Regions from separate parts of the Homo sapiens genome. Here region 1 is linked to region 2. Evidence: read pairs that join two places in POLR2A ChIA-PET (ENCODE). Cell type or tissue: PC-9. All regions are shown on one strand. Each heading gives the region's core, and the rest is flanking DNA. Links, peaks and the distances in the headings are about the cores only. Region 1 has its middle 50 kb from the start of ATP12A. Region 2 overlaps LOC105370118 (a long non-coding RNA gene).

Region 1 (5,377 bases), core at 76-5,075, 93 kb before region 2:
TGTAGCAAGGAGTCCCCAGGAGTTCCCAGCAAGGCAGGGACTGATGAAAACAGCGTTTGAGGAAAACAGGCCGAAGCCTGAACCAATAGCCTTTAGGCTGCCAGACTGGTTTAGGGGAGAGAAGCAAAACAGATTTCCTTTTAGCAAAGCGCACGTCCTCACTGGCTACACTGTTAGCTCTCTGGGAGCTGATGCCATGCGCATAGTAGGTGTGTGGCAGAGACAGCTAGACATAGCCACCGAAGAGCCTGCTCGCCCGTAGAATGCAGGGCTATTGCAGGAAAGCATCTGCCCGGAGGCTCTGCTTCCCCATTTCCTCACACATTGAGCTAGCCAGAACCATGTGAGTGAGTCTGCACCAGCAACAGCAGGCACCATGACTGCCCCGTGGCTCTCTCCTAAAAGATAGCTCCCACTCTCTCTCCCTCCTCCTTCCCCAGGCTGGGTGTTGACACACAGGGCGAGGCCACATGGCAGAGCCTCCCCTGGGCCCTATTCCGGAACAGCTGTGAGGAAACCCCTCCTCTCCCACTCTACTGCGCCTCCCCTGGACCTCACATGAGAAAGCAACTTCCATTGTGTTGAGCCACTGACATTAAGGACATTAGCAAATATAGTAACCAGTTTTACCTGCCATAATGCAAGGTTTTGCTATACATCTGTTGAATTGATGTGAATTTAACTGAACTCCTTAGGCCTGGGAGTTTTATACGATTTTAGGTTTAGCTGGAGGAAGAGGCTGGAGCGCCAGTCCTGCGTGTCAGGCCTCCGGGCCCAAGTTAAGCCATCATATCCCCTGTGACCTGCATGTATACATCCAGATGGCTTGAGGCAACTGAAGATCCACAAAAGAAGTGAAAATAGCCTTAACTGATGATGTTCCACCATTGTGATTTGTTTCTGCCCCACCCTAACAATCAATGTACTTTGTAATCTCCCCCACCCTTAAGAAGGTTCTTTGTAGTTCTCCTCACCCTTGAGAATGTACTTTGTGAGATCCACCCGCTGCCCACAAAACATTGCTCCTAACTCCACTGCCTATCCCAAAACCTATAAGAACTAATGATAATCCCACCACCCTTGGCTGACTCTCTTTTCGGACTCAGCCTGCGTACACCCAGGTGAAATACAGCCTTGTTGCTCACACAAAGCCTGTTTGGTGGTCTCTTCACACGGACGTGCATGACACTAAGAACTCTTCAGTCTCTGCATTTCCATAAAGTGTGAACTTGGAAGGTTCCAGGGTCCCCACTGCTGCCATGGGGATTGCCAAGACTGGGTGGTTTGGGCCTCTTCAAACAATTTCTTGTAATTTTCTTTTTTTTCTTTTCTTTTTTTTTTTTGAGACTGAGTTTAGCTCTTGCTGCCCAGGCTGGAGTGCAGTGGCGCGATCTCTGCTAACTGCAACCTCTGCCCCCTGGGTTCAAACGATTCTCCTGCCTCAGCCTCCCAAGTAGCTGGGATTACAGGTGCCTGCCACCACACCTGGCTAATTTTTTCTATTTTTAGTAGAGACAGGGTTTCACCATGTTGGCTAGTCTGGTCTCAAACTCCTGACCTTAGGTGATCCACCTTCCTAGGCCTCCCAAAGTGCTGGAATTACAGGAGTGAGCCACCATGCCCGGCCCCATAATTTTCTTAAAGTCTAGTATCTAAGACTTCAAAACAAGATTTAAGCCAGTAAAATCAAGGGGGCAAGGTTTTGAATTGCCAGTGGTGCTTTAAAGCATTTACAGGCCAAGGGCATCCTTCTGGACCTGACATTCTTCTAGAGACAATGAGTCATCCATAGAGCTCTGACCCTGAATTAAGCATTAAAAGTGATTGTTGAGCAGGACAGTCCTGCACAGCCAAAAGTTTCCTGTAAAGTCACAGAAAGTAGCAGGAAAGATGTTTTTATCCCTGTCCAGAAAAAAGAGCTAAGGTTTCACAGCGCTGGAGGTCCCCAAAATGGTCCAAATTAATAAACAGTCAGAAACAATCTCCAAACCTTTTGAGAGAAAATCATCCAAGGTCATTCTTTTTAAGCTGACCTTCCTACCCTGCCTTCTTCTCTGCAGCTTCTTAACAAAAACTCAGCACAGTAGGGCATTCCTGTGGGGGCCACCGAAGGTAAGTCATTCTTACTCTAGTTCTCCGGGGGGAAAGAAAAGCATTCTAGACATAAGGAGTGGACAGATAGTAATCCTAGAATAAAGAAGGGTTTATAAATACCAAGAATTCAAAGCAAATTAGTTATCAGGCCTAATGAAGATCAGGAACGCTGATGAACAGCTCCCAGCTGGGGCAAATTAGGTTTTAATAAATATAAGGTCCCTATGTCATCTTTCCATCTGCTCCTTTTCCTGAGACTTTCAGGAGAGGCATGTGAGGTGATGAGACATGGAAGATGGGCCCTCAGAGATCTGTATTCCCTTAAGTCCCGGAGCATCATAGAAGCTTGGGTCTCAAAGCAAATCTGATTAACTCCCCCAGCTTAATAGAGGAAGAAGCCAAGCCCCAAGGGAGGAACTGACTTCCTGAGCCCCTACAGTTTGTTAGTGAGAGATGGAAGAGAGCCTGGAGCACAGATCTCCTGAGTGGGCTCTGCCTGAGCAGCACGCGGTGAATAGGAACCCACACGCAGGAGATGATGGACAGAGCTTCACACCAATCACCCCCATGTGTCGATGTCTCCTCCTCCTCCTTGGGCAAACCCCTTAGTTTCTCCGACCTCAGCTTTCCATTTATAAAAATGGGCACAGTAGTGCCTCTGGTGCAGAGAAGCTGGGGGTAAGAGGGGGCTTTCAGCACAGCGCAGGTGCACAGGGCTGTTAGAAGTAGAGAGGAAATGCTGAATGGGTGGCTGATGGACAAAGCAAGAGAAACTGACCGACCGAAAGACCTTGCCCACTGTTTATACGCCTTCGATCAATGTCCAAGTGAGTTTGTCCTGGCTTTATGTGAACAGTTTTGTCCACTGTCCAAGTGAAACTTGAGCCACTTGAGGAGGAAGAACTGCTTTACCTCTCATTATACTGTATTTTCCCCTCCTATTGAAATGGAAATGTCAAGTTCAAAATTCTTATGCAAGGTAGGAAGAGAATCAAGTCAGTTCTTTCAAGAGCTCCACGCCCTTCACCCGAAACACAGCCCAGGAGTCTTTCCCCTATCAGCCCAGCAGTGACTCAGCTTGCCTCTGAACCTTTCCACCCACCTCTGGGCGGTCCTTGAGTCAGGAATTCAGCATCAGTGACAGGTCCTTTGTCCAGGGCCTGCTTTGCACACTTTGGAAATACAAAGAAGTTGAAGACAATGTCCCTATTCTGAGACACACAAACACACAGCAAAACCATGACCACTAAAACGTAAACACTCAAGTTCTCACTTCCTGTTGCCACATTGTTAGAGGCGTGTGAACCAGAACAACTCCATCTTGAATAGGAGATGGGTAAAATGAGGACAAGACGTACTGGGCTGCATTCCCAAATGATTAAAGCATTCTAAGACACAGAATGAGATAGGAGTTCAGCACAAGATACAGGCCATAAAAACCTTGCTGATAAAACAAGCTGCAGTCAAGAATCCGGCCCAAACCCACCAAAACCAAGATGGCCACAAGAGTGATCTCTGGTCATCGTCACTGCTACACTCCCACCAGTGCCATAAGAGTTTCCAAATGCTATAGTAACGTCAGGAAGTTACCCTATATGGTCTAAAAAGGGGAAGCAGCCGGGGGCAATGGCTCACGCCTGTAATCCCAGCACTTTGGAAGGCTGAGACAGGCAGATCACAAGGTTAGGAATTCAAGACCAGCCTGACCAACATGGTGAATCCCCGTCTCTACTAAAAATACAAAAATTAGCCAGGCATGGTGGCACGTGCCTGTAATTGCAACTACTTGGGAGGCTGAGGCAGGAGAATCACTTGAACCTGGGAGGTGGAGGTTGCAGTGAGCCAAGATGGCGCCACTGCACTGCAGCCTGGGCAACAAAGCAAGACTCCATCTCAAAAAAAAAAAAAAAAAATGGTGGTGGGGAGGCGTTCCCTTGTTTAGCATATCATCAAGAAATAACCATAAAAATCGGCACCAGCAGCCCTCGGGGCTGCTCTGTCTATGGAGTAGCCATCCTTTATTCCTTTACTTTCCTAATAAACTTGCTTTCACTTTACTCTATGGATGCACCCTGAATTCTTTCTTGCACGAAATCCAAGGACCCTCCCTTCGGGTCTGGATCAGGGCCTCTTTCCTGTAACAACATGGAGTCATGTCCTTCAGGCTGGGCCACTGTTACCTACCCTACTATATTCAAGTCTCATTCCTCCTTCGTCTACATCTGGGCTTTCGTCCCAGCTCTGTAACTAATCTAGTGGTGAGATCATAGGCCAATTATTCTATGAACCTCAGTCCTCCCAGATATAAAGTTGGGACAGTAATACCTGCTTTGCCTGATCAGAGTGAGGATTAAATGAGATATTTCATATACAGTGTTTAGTGTATATACAGTCCCTGGCACAGAGTAACAGCTGCCAGTAAACAGTCACTGTTCCACGGGCATTTCATTTGTTCCACAAGCCTTTGCTGAGCAGGCACCGCGAGTGCCTGAAGGATGCACAGGCCCTGCTTGCAGAGGGCTCCCTGTCCTTCTGTGCTTTGATTCAGACTTCCTGAAAATCAAGTGGTTGCTGTGTGCCACGCTTTCATTTATCCTTCACAATTGCCCCATGTGTAGGGGGTATCCCATCTCACAGCAGAGGAAAATGTGTCTCAGAGAGGCTGTCACATGCCCACAGCCAGCAGGACACAGCTGATCTGGACCCAGGGCTCTGCACCAAAAACCTGGGCCACCTCATCCTCCCGTATGACTCACACCACAGGGAGCAAGAGGAGAGTCAGGAAGTTGGGTTCTAGAACCAAGGAGTTGGGTTGCTGAGCTTAGAAATGCTTCCTCACTCTTCTTAGTCTCAAGGGAGGTGATGGAATAATGACAGAAACACTTGCCATTTATTGGAAGCTGTTACTCAGTGCCAGGCACTGTATATACACTAAACACTTTATATGCAGTATCTCATTTAATTCTCACTCTAATCAATCAAGGCAGGCATTATTGTCTCAACTTTATATCTGGGAATTCCAAAGTTCATAAAATAACTGGCCCATGATCTCACTACTAGTCAGTGACAGAACTGGGACAGAAGTCCAGATGCAGATGAGGCCAAAGCTCGGGCTCTGAATGGCTAGAATATACTGTTACCTTCTATGGGAACAGCAGAGGCTGAAGGGAGGTCACCCTCACACTTCCAAAGAGCTTGCTATGGATTGGCATCTAGACCTGACTACACGGTGCACATATACAGTCTACGTAGCATAGAGTGCTGCAAAACGTGTTGTTAAAAC
Region 2 (5,377 bases), core at 215-5,214:
CTCTCTCTATGGTTTCCCAGGTTCTGCACCCTCACTGGGTAGGCAGAGAGTGGGCCATGTTGATATGACATTGCCAAACACCTGTGACACTTCACTGGAAGTCAGAGTAGCATCAGGAAAAGCTAGCCCTGGAGTGAGACCACTTGGGTTTTGTCAGAGCCACCAACCAAGACTACCAGGAACACACCTGTGGTCAGAGTTAGGTTTAATTAACTTGTGCTTCAATGGAGAGAGTGCACCAAGAAAACCATGGGGTTCTGGGTAAGATGGCATTGTGAGGGACGTATGATAGGATTTGGTTTGTGCTGGGAGATCCTGAGGAGGGTCTCAGGAAGCAAGAGCCAGGGATGGATTGGGTGCCATTGGGAAGTGAGGGCAAACTTGGGGGTCGGGCGAAGGAGGACAGAGCTGTCATGTTTTCTCAGGGGAAACTTGCCTCCTCTAACCACCACCCATTGAACCTGCTTCTACAAAGGCAGGTCTAGCAAATTGCTTTAATCTTCAGACACTAAAACCCAATGCTGGGGCTATCTTAAGGATGGCTGCATCCCAGTATGTGTCCTGTTTGTCTCTAAAAAGCTGTATTTTACCACCAAAAATGGAAGATTTAGGGCAACAGGACAAATTTGTGTCATCTTTCCCTTGTGATTAGACTAGAGTCTCCAGAAGCTAGCAGTCATTCCATTTATATTATACATTAGTTCATCTAGCTCCTTCATAAGCAGTAATTGGCCTTTTCACATATTGCATTATTAGAGAGAAACCATTGTAGCCACTCTGTAGAAACAGAATAGACTCCACCCAAAATTTGGTTCAGATGCCAAGACTGTTGATGCCACACACACACACCAAGAAGGTGTTAAAAGGTTTACTACTCACATAATGAAACTTTCTCCCAAGGTGGTTCCCAAGCAACTCCAAAAATGGCTTGGCCAAGCGCGGTGGCTCACGCCTGTAATCCCAGCACTTTGGGAGGCTGAGGTGGGTGGATCACGAGGTCAGGAGATTGAGACCATCCTGGCTAACACAGTGAAACCCTGTCTCTACTAAAAAAATACAAAAAAATTAGCCAGGTGTGGTGGTGGGTGCCTGTAGTCCCAGCTACCCGGGAGGCTGAGGCAGGAGAATGGTGTGAACCCGGGAGGTGGAGCTTGCAGTGAGCCAAGATCTTGCCACTGCACTCCAGCCTGGGTGACAGAGCAAGACTCCATCTAAAAAAATGGCTTGAGAGAGCAGGGAGAGAAGACTGGCATGCAGTTTTTAAAGAGGTGTCTGAAAGAGAGAACATCCAGGCCTTCTGATCAGCTTGCCAAGATGTGGGGCAATTCACAGGTGAGGAGAATGAATCTCAGAAAGGGAAAGAAAGGAGTGATGCTTAAAAGCTATTAGCAGCAGACATCAAAAAAATGGAGTCAGGCTGGGCATGGTGGCTCTCACCTGTAATCCTAGCACTTTGGGAGGCTGAGGCAGGTAGATCACTGGAGGCCAGGAGTTCGAGACCAGCCTGGACAACATAGTGAAACCCCATCTCTAATAAAAATAGCAAAAAATTAGCCCGGCCTAGTGGCATGCGTGTGTAATCCCAGCTACTCAGGTGGCTAAGGCACAAGAATTGCTTGAACTTGAGAGGCGGAAGTTGCAGTAAGCCGAGATCACGCCACTGCACTCCAGCCTAGGCAATGGAGTCGGACTCTGTCTAAAAAAAGAAAAAAAAAAAATTGGGTCAGACTCTATTACACAGGGCATGTCTGAATTCAGTCTGCTCAGTGGGAGAAGAGAACAAGTGTAAAGAAACTATGGTACAGGTTACAGAGCCCCTGTGGCATGCCCAGAATCATGCTAGGCACTCACTGCAGGGCCTTCCATGGTGCTTATTATTTGCCAGACACTCTTCAAAGCACTTTGATACAGGTTAACTCATTGAATTCTCATAATAACCTTAAGAGGTGGGTACTATACAGTCAGCCCTCCGAATCCATGCATTAAACCAACTGGGGATTGAAAGTATTTGGAAAAAAATATGGATGGCCGGTGGCAGTGGCTCATGCCTGTAATCCCAGCACTTTGGGATGCCCAGACGGGCGGATCACTTGAGGTCAGGAGTTTGAGACCAGCCTAGCCAACATGGTGAAACCCTGTCTCTACTAAAACTCAAAAATTAGCTGGGCATGCTGGCAGGCACCTATAATGCCAGCTACTTGGGAGGCTGAGGCAGGAGAATCACTTGAACTCAGGAGGCGGAGGCTATGGTGAGCCGAGATAATGCCGCTGCACTCCAGCCTGCGACAGAGTGAGACTCCATCTCAGGAAAAAAAAAAAGGATGGTTTGCTTCTGTACTGAATATATAGACTATTTTTCCTTGTCATTATTGCTTAAACAATACAGTACAACAACAATTTACATAGCATTTACATTGTATGAGTTATGAGTAATCTAGAGGTTATTTAACATATATGGGAGGATGTGTGTAGGTTATATACAAATACACCATTTTACATCAGAGACTTAAGCATCAGTGGATTTTGGTATCCAAGGGGAATACTAGAACCAATTCCCCACGAATACTGAGGGACAACTATATTATCAACCTGTCTTGCAGATTAGAAAACTGCAATGCAGAGAGGCTAAGTTGCCCAGGCATGCAAAATTAGCTTTAAGCAGCAAAGTCAGGAATCAAGCCTGATCAGCCTGACTCCAAAGTCTGTGCTTTTAGTCATTGTGTGACACCATTTCTCATAAACAGCAGCTTAACTAATGCCTGGGAAATCCAAAAATATTTAGTTGAGTCTCTTCTACTTGAAGAGCTCGCATTCCCCAAGAATACTTTCCATAGTGAAAGTATTGCATTATTATATTGTATTATATTAATACAGCTATATATTAACATAAAAAATAAAACCTCAAAAGCATTTGAATGGTCTTACACAATTTTCAAAATTTCGTTTAGTTTTACAGCATCACTGGAAATTAAATGAGGTGGCAGGTTTATGACTACAACTCCATTTGTAAAATGCAGGAAAACCAAGGCTCCAAGCAGTCAGCCCTGGATCCCTCCATGGCCCCTCTTTGCTTCATCTGCAAGCTCTGGCGGGAAGTAGTGGTTCCACCCAAGAGCAGAGCTGGTGAAATTGTGGCTTGATGGCAGCCCGCTTCCCGTGGCTCCCTGTCCACTGTGGATGCTGCTGCAGCCTGGCACGTGCTTCGGGACGCAGAGTCCAGGGAGCAGGCTGCCACTGTCACCGTGGCTCTGGTCATCATTGCCAGTGTGTGCCACCTGCCACGGCCGCAGACTCTGTCCACACATTAGTAGCTCTGGGAACATGGGAGGTCAAATGTCAATTAAGAGCAACACGCATACTTCACACTCGTTCGCAACAGATGTTTGCAAAGCCCTTTCAAGTTGATCCTCATAACCAACCTTAGAAATGATCTGGGCAGTTCACAGGGGAAGAGAATGAGTTCCTGAGAGAACAATTTGCCTAAAGTCGCTCAGATAGTCAGTGACTGACTCACGCCTACCTGCCTCCCTTCATGACTCCAGTGCACACCTCACTTAAAGTCTTTAAAGGTGGAGAGACTAAACCAGAGGCTGAGCAAGCTGGGAATCAGGAGCTCCTGTTCTTGTTCCTGTGTTCACCAGATCCCTCCGTGGGGCAGGTGCTGGTGGGCACCATTATCATCCCCATCCTGGGCAGGTTGTCCAGGTGGGCACCATTATCATCCCCATTTTGCAGATGAGGAAACAGAGGCTCAGAGAGGACACAACTTGCCCCAAGGTCACATAGCTCATAGGTGTCCATATAGTCCAGTTTGCTGGACCTGAGCCTTCCTACTACACTGCCCCGCCCTGTGGTGGAGGCCCATTTCCCTTCTTCTCCTCCTCCTGAACAAGATCCTGGGTAGGAGAGTCTCCCAGCTATAATAGCTCTTTGTCAAAAGACAGAATTTGAATGAATTTGAAGATCTTAATTGGCTTTGTGATTCTAGAATCAGGCAACGCTCCATTCTGTAAAATAGGATAAGTGTTCCAATAAACTGAGCAGAAGGAGTTGGTTTTATAGACAAAAAAGGGTAGAAGAAAGCAGAAACAAACAAGAAAAGGAGTATTGATCCTTTCAAAGTTACTTTCCTTGTAAGGTGGAAACAGGAAAACAGAACAATAGAAAGGTAACTGATTAGTTAACATCAAGTTATTTCAGGTTACTTTTTTCTTTTTTTTTATTGAGACAGAGTCTTGCTCTGTTGCCCAGGCTGGAGTGCAGTGGCACAATCTCGGCTTCACAGCAGCCTCCACCTCCTGGGTTCAAGCAATTCTCCTGCCTCAGCCTCCCGAGTGGCTGGGACTACAGATGCCCGCCACCATGCCAGCTAATTTTTGTATTTTTAGTAGAGACGGGGTTTCACCATGTTGGCCAGGCTGGTCTTGAACTCCTGACCTCAGGTGATCCACCCACCTCGGCCTCCCAAAAGGCTGGGATTACAGGCGTGAGCCACTATGCCTGGCCTATTTCAGGTTACTTTTTGTTGTGCAGATTAAAGGCAGAGGGAACTTTATTATCATGTTGACTGAAACTGGCCTATTTGGGGATATTATCTCTATCTCCTGATTTCTCCAAGAGTCAGATGATTTGGTTTGGTGACATGGAACTTTAGTATGAGTGACTCCATCTTGGCTTCTGGTCTGGTGAGCTGGAGCCCAGTGCAGGATCTTAGTCCAAAATAATGACCTCATAATTTTTATAACATCCTTATCCTGGAGCTAAAAAAACAAAACTGCAGCTCTTGTATTCGTTGCTACCAACTGCTTCTTATAGCATGAAAGACAGAAAAAGCAGTTGGATTACATCATTCCCCTGTGTGATAAAGGACAATGTTTCATCACACCTGCCACGCTCTGCCAGCCCTGCCTTTGCCCACCTTCCCAGCATCACTGGGTATCACTCTCTTCCTTATCCACCAGCTTCCAGACCCACCACCAACTGGAAGAGGGTCAATATTACATTAAAGGGGAGCACATAGGGTGACATCGGATGGTGGCCGTCTTTAGGAACATGCAATTAGCCTCAAAAACAAGACTAACCCAGGTGAAACAGTTAAAGACCAGTAAAAGAGCATGCATAATTGTGTGCCAGGATGGAGGGTGCTGATAAGGACAGGGATCTGAAGAGCAGGTGGTGCTGGTGAGTGGGGAAGTCTGAAGGAGGCACTGGGGATTTGGAAGCAGCTTAAGGTGTCAGTACAGTGGTGAACTTCGACAATTAAAGTACTGTTTCACTAAAACAGGTAGGCTCATGTATGTGGAATAAGTATTTTCAGAAATACTTGTCAATTCAGATGGGAGTTTTACTTGCCTGTATGATGAAAGAAGAGGAAGTG

What was found. Peaks named below come from ENCODE experiments on the same cell type or tissue, not always from the same donor. Only the 100,000 strongest peaks of a DNase experiment are listed, where the experiment ranks them.
Region 1: POLR2A ChIA-PET joins it to region 2 with 6 read pairs; 2 of 35 experiments call an interaction of 5 or more read pairs at or near these places.

What each region holds. Positions count from the first base shown.
Region 1 is chr13:24,627,757-24,633,133 of GRCh38, forward strand. No RefSeq gene overlaps it. Among named protein-coding and RNA genes, the nearest start is that of ATP12A, 50 kb to the right of the region's middle. RefSeq lists enhancers at 1-704, 3,215-3,794. In PC-9, for the core only: no CTCF peak of the experiment used is centred there; a DNase peak (open chromatin) is centred at 3,185; H3K27ac peaks cover 571 bases.
Region 2 is chr13:24,720,184-24,725,560 of GRCh38, forward strand. LOC105370118 (a long non-coding RNA gene) reads right to left here. Exons shown (of 4, transcript XR_941759.1): 4 at 2,933-3,313. Among named protein-coding and RNA genes, the nearest start is that of RNF17, 41 kb to the right of the region's middle. In PC-9, for the core only: no CTCF peak of the experiment used is centred there; no DNase peak of the experiment used is centred there; H3K27me3 peaks cover 1,965 bases.